Linked DNA regions of Homo sapiens: region 2 is linked to region 1. A link is a contact called in ENCODE Hi-C or POLR2A ChIA-PET data. All regions are on one chromosome and are shown on one strand. The core of a region is the stretch at or near the end of the contact, and the rest is flanking DNA. Distances in the headings are between cores, read along the strand shown. Region 1 overlaps LOC124903876 (a long non-coding RNA gene). Region 2 overlaps LOC105376863 (a long non-coding RNA gene).

The links. A loop is a pair of places that touch in the nucleus more often than their neighbours do. ChIA-PET counts read pairs that join two places held with the same protein, here RNA polymerase II (POLR2A). Pooled maps may share reads with other maps.
Region 2: a pooled map of heart left ventricle shows a loop between it and region 1 (2.6-fold over the local background). The contact joins two enhancer-like sites. A Hi-C loop is called at or near these places in 1 of 168 maps with a recorded cell type or tissue (ascending aorta) and 6 of 50 pooled maps. POLR2A ChIA-PET finds 5 or more read pairs at or near these places in 2 of 52 experiments (BJ and OCI-LY7).

What each region holds. Positions count from the first base shown.
Region 1 is chr1:23,572,447-23,576,474 of GRCh38, reverse strand. LOC124903876 (a long non-coding RNA gene) reads right to left here. Exons shown (of 3, transcript XR_007065537.1): 3 at 2,775-3,728. LOC107984928 (a long non-coding RNA gene) reads left to right here. Exons shown (of 2, transcript XR_007065540.1): 2 at 1-39. Among named protein-coding and RNA genes, the nearest start is that of ID3, 15 kb to the right of the region's middle. RefSeq lists an enhancer at 1,629-1,718. Within about 2 kb of position 2,121, at least 5 of the 41 ENCODE cell types and tissues checked have a DNase peak (open chromatin) inside an H3K27ac peak, as active enhancers do.
Region 2 is chr1:24,016,893-24,020,920 of GRCh38, reverse strand. The region is part of intron 1 of LOC105376863 (a long non-coding RNA gene); the gene reads right to left. Among named protein-coding and RNA genes, the nearest start is that of SRSF10, 39 kb to the right of the region's middle. Within about 2 kb of position 1,965, at least 31 of the 41 ENCODE cell types and tissues checked have a DNase peak (open chromatin) inside an H3K27ac peak, as active enhancers do.

The DNA.
Region 1 (4,028 bases), core at 872-3,371:
CCTCTGTTACCTAAATAAACATTTGTAAAGCACTTAGAATGGTGCCTGGCACATAGTGTTACATGAATGTTTGCTAAAAATATATAAACAAGCTTACCCAGGAAACACGGAAAGTAAAAGAATTGTAATGAAAGCCCAGGTGAAAAAAATCTAAAGAGACTTAAGGACATGGGGGCTGGAATATGAGAGACCTCCTGGGGGTGTACAGCCCTGTGAGCAGGTAAGGCTGTCCACCGTGTGACATCCTATGTTCCCTGCCACCCCCCACCACCAGTAGCCATGAGGTTTTCCTTCTCAGACACTGCTACCTTAAATGCACTTCATCTTTTTAGGTTAAAATGATATGCACTTCAACATGAATCTCCTTGGCAAGTATCTGACACAGTAAGCCACTATCAGTCACTAAGAATAATTCAGGATAAATTAGTTTTTCAGTTGCCTCCCAACAAATAGGCCGAATGCAGGTTATACTGAGAGTGGAAGGTAAACAGAGGCTGACAGCTTAGTGTTCAGAGGCAGGCTTAGGACAGTGCTGGCAGGTGCACAGTTGTCCTCAGCAATCCTAGACCATCAGTCATTCCCCTACCAGCCAGCACCACCTAGAACAGGCCTCAAGTCTGGGCCCTGCCTAGCTTTGCACCCCCTTTCAGAACCTGCTCCTGACCCTCCCCCACCTTCAGCTCTCCTGGTCTTTTTACTCAGTCTGGGGCCTATTCCCTACTTTCCCACTTTGACCTCTAATCCTGTCCTCAGTCAGAGCCCAGATTCCTCCACCAGCTGCTGAGACCTGCCAACTTGCTAAGTGATTGCCCTACTCAATGCTGAAGGCCTGACATATCAGCCCGGCTCTCTCAGCAAGCCCCAGGGCTGTGAAGGAAACTGGGCAGAGGGTGTCACAAGAGTGGAGGGAGAAAAAACCAAAGCAAGGGTCACCCATATCTCTACTCTGCCCAGAACCCGCCTGCTACGCCTATTCATTAGAACATTCATGGCCATTTACCGAGCTCTTTAAGCTATGAGTCTTGCACACTTACAACAGCTCTCACAGCTGTGCCCCACTCCCCCATCCCTGGAGACCTACAAGGGCCCATATTAACTGTATTACTTCTCTATTGCTGCTATAACAAAATGACTACAAACTTAGTCACTTAAAACAACTTAAGTTTATGCTCTCAAACCAACCTGATCTCACTGGGCTAAAATCAGGGTGTTTGCAGGGACTTCCCTTTCGGAGAATCTGGAAGATAATTGATTTCCTTGCCTTTTCCAGCTTCTGGAGGCTGCCAACATTCCTTGGGTTGTGACCCCTTCCTTCATTTTCAAAGCCAGCAACATGGCATCTCTCTGACCCTGTTTTCGTGGTTGCCTCTCTTTCTCTGACTCTTTTCTGCTGCCCTCTCCCACTTTTAAGGACCCTTCTGATTCCATTGGACCCACCTAGATAATCCTGCATAGCAACCTTCATTCCATCTGCAAACTTAATTCCCACTTGCCGTGTAACAGTACATTCACAAATTATAGGGATTAGGACACAGACATCTTTGGAGGTGACTATGATCCTGCCTACCATGTTAACCAACCCAGAGTGGCGGGGACCATACAACCCAGAGAGCTTGTGCTCCTTCTCAAGGGAGCAACTGCTGCTCAGCTCCAGCTGTCATCATCATGCATCAGTATGGGTTCAGTGTGGCTGAGTCTGCCAATATTTCAAGTGAAATCAGAAAATTGGACTTTCAGGTGAAGATTTCCAATTCTGACATCACTGTGCAGACCAAAAAAGAACAAAAAATCTCATAGGCTAGATATAGCCTGAAGCCACCCAGGTGTGACCTCTGGGTCCACCTCTACCACATCAGCTGTGTGAGATGATGAGATTTCTCTGGCATTTACAGGCTCTGCAGGTTCTGGGGGATGGAGAACCAGTCAGGCCTAGAGGCCAGAGAGAATGTGGTCAGGAGCATAGCGGGTACTGAAGGGGGTGCCTCAGGGGAAAGTTCAGAGGGAGAAGGGACTGACCATCTCCCTAAGGGACTAACCATCACCTGCAGGAAGCAGCAGTGCCTCAAAGGGTACAGGAAATCAGGCTGAGGCCGACCTGAAGAAATCAACCAGAGTAAGGTGGGCTTTATGGCTTGTGACCTCAGAACAAATCAAGCACACTCTTTCTACTTTCAAAAAGTATCAGTTCTTCCCCTCCCCACAAAACTAGCAACATTGGCTGACTGTGAGAAGAGGATGGCAGGGGCCGGGGTGAGAAGGAGGCCTTTCACTTTATGCCTCTCGAGCTTTTTGAGTTTTTAACCAGGTGAAAGTATTACCTACTTAAAACATTAAATTCAAAAGCTTTTATTCATTTAAAAATATTTTAAAATACAATCGATTACATTAGAGGTAAAAACACAAAAGTAGTTGTCATGGTGATGCTACTGCACTTCCATGAAGATGGTATGTGTGGTCATATAACAGGATGGTTTAGAAATGGTGAAATCTTCATACATTTGGCTAATTACTCCGGACCCATCGCCTGTCATTCAAACTGATGGCTGCTTTTCCTTATCCTTACATGCCAGCACTTGAATAAACCAGGTTGGTGTCTTTTGGAGTTCTTTTCCATTCTGACTGGCACAAAGCTAAGGCTCTGGAGTCAGTCGGCTTGCCTCTTCCATGCTGTGTGACCTTGAACAACATGCTTAGCCTCTCTGAGCCTGTTTCCTCATCTGTATAATGGCTTCATAGGCTTTTTATGAAGATAAATGAGTTAATGTGTATAAAGCACTTGAAACAGCACAAAATCAGTGCCCATAAATGTTGACACTTATTATTAACTATTTTCATTATTCTTTTAATCTTGTTTATTTTTGAGTGGGGGGATTATTAAAACCATAACTTAAGACATGTAACAAAACATAAGTAACGTAGGTGAACTAAAATGAAGCGAATTTAACCTCTGGTCCCCCAAATCCTTACAAGCGCCCTCTTAACAGGAGTATCATTGTCTATTTCATAGATAGAAAAACTGAAGCTTGGGGAAAGTGAGTGAGTTGCTCTAGGACACTGAGTTTGGAAATAGAAAAGATAGGAGCTTGAACCGCGTTTTCAAGACTCCAGATCCCATGGCTTTCAACTCGAGGCTGTCCTACAGTATGATTATAAAGTAACAGGTGCTCCTTCCTTATTTGGTCCAAAAGAAAAAAAAATTGCAGGGCTCAGAGGGGAACTTGGCTTTTTGATTTGTTCAGTTTGGGGTCAGCCCTTCCTTGCTCCTGGCCCCAGATTCAGTAGATTCCAGGGTGGGGGGGTCAGGTCAGCAGGTCTCTGGCTTATATTCTGGCCTCAGCTTTGGAGCCAAGTTATTCTCTCCCCTGGGAGGGAGTCAGGGTTGGGGAGGGGGTGTCAGAGCCTGGAGACTGCTGTGGATGTCCCTGGCCCAGCTGTGGCCTGAGCTTTCTCACCAGGAGGCTTTCCCAGCATCCCCACTCTTCCCCAGGCCTTCTGCCATCTCTCCCAATTCTCACCATCCAAGAAGTAGTTGTTGCAGCTTGAAAACATGGCTGCTAGCAAACTTGTGGGTTAAATGCCCCAGGAAGATGGAGCGCACTGCCCAAGCAATTTCCAGGAAGCAGGACAGCCCAGAGGTCAGGAACACTTTGCAGTTTTGAAATTTGGCTCTTTTGCTTCTAGCTCTTCGGTCTTAGGCGGGTGGCTTCACCTTTCTGATGCTTCCGCAACTGTGAAATGGGATGATAATAGTATCTGTCACAAAAGTTGTTTGGAAGCCTGGGCAGCATAGAGAGACCCTGTCTCTACAAATAAGTACAAAAAAATTGGGCCGGGCGCAGTGGTCTATAATCCTATAATCACAGCACTTTGGGAGGACCAGGCAGGCAGATCACGAGGTCAGGAAATCGAGACCATCCTAGCTAACATGGTGAAACCCCGTCTCTACTAAAAATACAAAAAAATTAGCTGGGTATGGTGGTGGGCGCCTGTAATCCCAGCTATTCAGGAGGCTGAGGCAGGAGAATGGT
Region 2 (4,028 bases), core at 716-3,215, 440 kb before region 1:
GAACCCGGGAGGTGGAGGTTGCAGTAAGCCAAGATGGACTCCAGCCTGGGTGACAGAGTGAGGATCCATCTCAAAAAAAATAAAATAAAATAAAATCTAAAGCCTGATAAAAGTTTGTGTCTCAATAAATTCAGCGTGATGAAGTACAGCAATAGCAGCTTCAAGATTGAGAGGAGAGGGGCAAGTTGGGGAGGAGGGAGAGGGTTCTTAGGTGTGTCACTGAGAAGAGGCCCTGTTCCATGTCATGCTAGTTCCCTGGCCCATTCTCAAGGGTAAGAATGATGTCAGACCCCATCAAGTCTCACTGAGGATCCAAGAGCAGAGAAGACCAAAGGCGGATGTTCTGGGAGGCTCCTGCAGCTCAAGCTTTGGGCCCTTTACTTGCACCGGCCTCTTCCAAGGCTCTGGACCTAATTTCATATTAATGGCTTTTATTTTCTTTAGAGAAGACCCCTAGAACTGCTTCAGGATCTGCCCCTGAAGAGGCCCTCAGCCTCACTTTCTCAGAAAGAAGCCCAGGACACTAGCCTGTTGGACGTAAGACCACAAGGAGCAAAAACATACCCTGGCTGAGGCCCCAGATCAACCAGCTCCCAGCCAAACCCCCAGCCGACTGCAGTTGCAAGTGGTCTCGGCCAAGACCAGGAGAAGAACCATCCATCCCACCTCAAATAGCTGACCCACAGAATCATAAACAAATAAGACAGTGTTGTCATAAGCCACTAAATCCAAGAGTGTTTTGTTATACAGAAATAGATAACTGATGCAGTGAATTTGGACAAGTCATCAAAAAAAAAAAAGAATTTTTGGATGAGTCACTTTATTCACTCAAAATAATATTTACTGGGAAAAAAAGTGAAGGGCGGAAGAATACGCCACCCCAAAATATGCTATTTTGGCTTAAGAATTATTTTGAGTTAAAGGCATGAACACTGACATTTTTTCTTTCTGAAAGCAAATTCCCAGTGACAGTTGTTCTTTCAGGACAGGTGCAGTGGCTCACACCTGTAATCCCAACACTTTGGGAAGCCAAGGCAGGAGGATTGTTTGAGTCCAGGAGTTCAAGACCAGCCTCGGCAACATGGTGAAACCCCGTCTCTATTAAAAATACAAAAATTAGCTGGGCGTGGTGGCACATGCCTATCATCCCAGCCACAAGGGAGGCTGAGACACAAGAACTGCTTGAACCCAGGAGGCAGAGGTTGCAGCGAGCCAAGATTGTACCACTGCACTCCAGCCTGGGCCACACAACAAGACTTCATCTCAAAAAAAAAAAAAAAAGCTGGACACAGTGGCTCACACCTATAATCCCAGCACTTTGGGGTGCTGAGGCGGGCAGATCACTTGAGGTCAGGAGTTCGAGACCAGCCTGGCTCTCATGGTGAAACCCCATCTCTACTAAAAAAATACAAAAATGAGCTGGGCATGGTGGCGGGCACCTGTAATCCCAACTACTCGGGAGGCTGAGGAAGGAGAATCACTTGAACCTCGGAGGCAGAGGTTGCAGTGAGCTGAGATCGCACCACTGAACTCCGGCCTGGATGACAAGAGCGAGACTCCATCTCGAAAAAAAAAGAAAAAAAAATATCTTATGTTAGCAGGGCTCTCAAAGGCAAGCACTGAATATAACAACTGGAATGGAAAAACTGAAAGAAGCTCTTCTAGTACCTAAGCAAAGCCATCCTCAATCCTAAAGCTGGGGGGCCCTGGAGTACCCTCCCGAGAAGTCTTTCTTACCCAGGATTCAGTGTACACAAATTGAAAGACTGAGGGAATGAGTAGGTTTCCTAACTCAGTTCTCCATGCCAAAGTTCATCCTCCTACGGGCTGAGAGCAGGGTAGAACTATTTCAGGCCCAACGTCAACATCCTTGAGAAATTCTTATCTGGAAAGAGTGGGGAGGTCGCCATGGCAACCTGTCCCAGGCCCAGCCCTGGCACAGCTCCAAGGCACACAAATAAAACCATTGGAATGTGGTGCAGGGCTCAGGGCGGGATAACTAGAAAGTTGCCAAGTTTCCATGAAAACCAACAATGTGAGGCCTCAGCCTCTGGAAGATGTCAGTAGGGAAGCTTGGGTCCCCACAGGGTCTACCCATGGAAATATAACACATTCCTAAATAGCACATATGTGCGCGCACACAGCATCACACGCACACAGCCTGCTTGGACGACAGCGACACTGCTTCTTGAAAAAGAGCCTTGTTGAAAGGAGAGCACTGGCCTTAGAGCCAGACAGAGATTCCAGTACCCGCCCTGTCAATTCCTGGGAACCCCAGGTCAGTTTCTGAACAAGTTATCCTCGTGGCCACCTCCCTTGCCTTCTCCATGTCTTTGTTCCAAGGTCATCTCCATGAGACATTTCCTGGTTACTTTAATTATTTATGTATTTATTCTATTTATTTATTTATTTATTTTTCTTGAGATGGAGTCTCGCTCTGTCGCCCAGGCTGGAGTGCAATGGCACGATCTCGGCTCACTGCAACCTCCACCTCCAAGGTTCAAGCGATTCTCCTGCCTCAGCCTCCCAAGTAGCTAGGATTACAGGCATGTGCCACCATGCCCAGCTAATTTTGTATTTTTAGTAGAGGTGGAGTTTCACCATGTTGGCCAGGCTGATTTTGAACTCCTGACCTCAGATGATCCACCTGCCTTGGCCTCCCAAAGTGCTGGGATTACAGGCATGAGCCACCTTGCCCAGCCGCCCTAGTCACTTTAAATCAAATTGCAGGCTGGGCACAGTGGCTCACGCCTGTAATCCCAGCACTTTAGGAGGCCAAGGCGGGTGGATTGCTTGAGGTCAGGAGTTCAAGACCAGCCTGACCAACATGGTGAAACCCCGTCTCTACTAAAAGTACAAAAGTTAGCCGAGCATGGTGGTGCATGCCTGTAATCCTAGCTACTTGGGAAGCTGAGCAGGAGAATTGCTTGAACCTGGGAGGCTAAGGTTGCAGTGAGCCGAGATCATGCCACTGCACTCCAGCCTGGGTGACAGAGCAAGACTCTGTCTCAAAAAAAAAAAAAAAAAAAAAAAAAAAAACCAGAAAGAAATCAAATTGCAGCCTCACGCATCCCCCACGCTCCTACTCTTCTTTATTTTTCTCCATGCTCTTAGCACCACCTGACATGCTCTATATTTTACTTCCTTAACTTATTTATTACCTTGTTAATGTCACTTCCACAGGGACAGGGATTTTTGTCCCTTTTGCCCATGCTCTACCTCCAGCACCTAGAAAATACCTGGCATGTAGTAGGTGCACAAGGAAGATTGTTGAGTAAATGCATGTAGTTTTGTCATTAGCAAAATAGGAGTCATTCTACCACCATAGGGTTAATGTGAGGGTTGAAGGAGATGCTATGGCATTAGTGCCCAGTCCTTAGCAGGGGTACCAGTGTCACTTCTGGTTACATCCTGCATTTGGTGAGGTCCCCTCATCACCTTCCTGTAGTACTTAGATCACATTTAAGAACAATTTTCATGGTATCTTACTTTCTGCCTGGGAAGGGGTATACCTGACCCCTGAGCCCAAGAATTTATCTGTGTCCTCGTCCTGCAAAACCACTAGACATTAAGCTAGGTGCGGTGGCTCACACCTGTAATCCCAGCACTTTGGGAGGCTGAGGCAGGCGGATCACTTGAGGTCAGGAGTTCGAGACCAGCCTGGCCAACATGATGAAACCCCATTTCTACTAAAAATACAAAAATTAGCCAGGCATGGTGGTGGGCACCTGAAATCCCAGCTCCCCGGAAGGCTGAGGCAGGAGAATCACTTGAACCCAGGAGGCAGAGGTTGCGGTGAGCCACGATGGCACCATTGCACTCCAGCCTGGGCGACAGAGCAAGACCCTGTCTCAAAAAAACAAACAAATAAAACCACTAGACATTAAAGACAGCAGAATCAGAGATTCAGTCCACAGAGAATTTTGCTCTAAATATTTGTTAGGAGTCTGTGTAAATAAACTAACTCATTAATAGGAAAGCACATCTCCAAAAATATAAAGATTTGAACAAGCAGGAAATGTTTCACC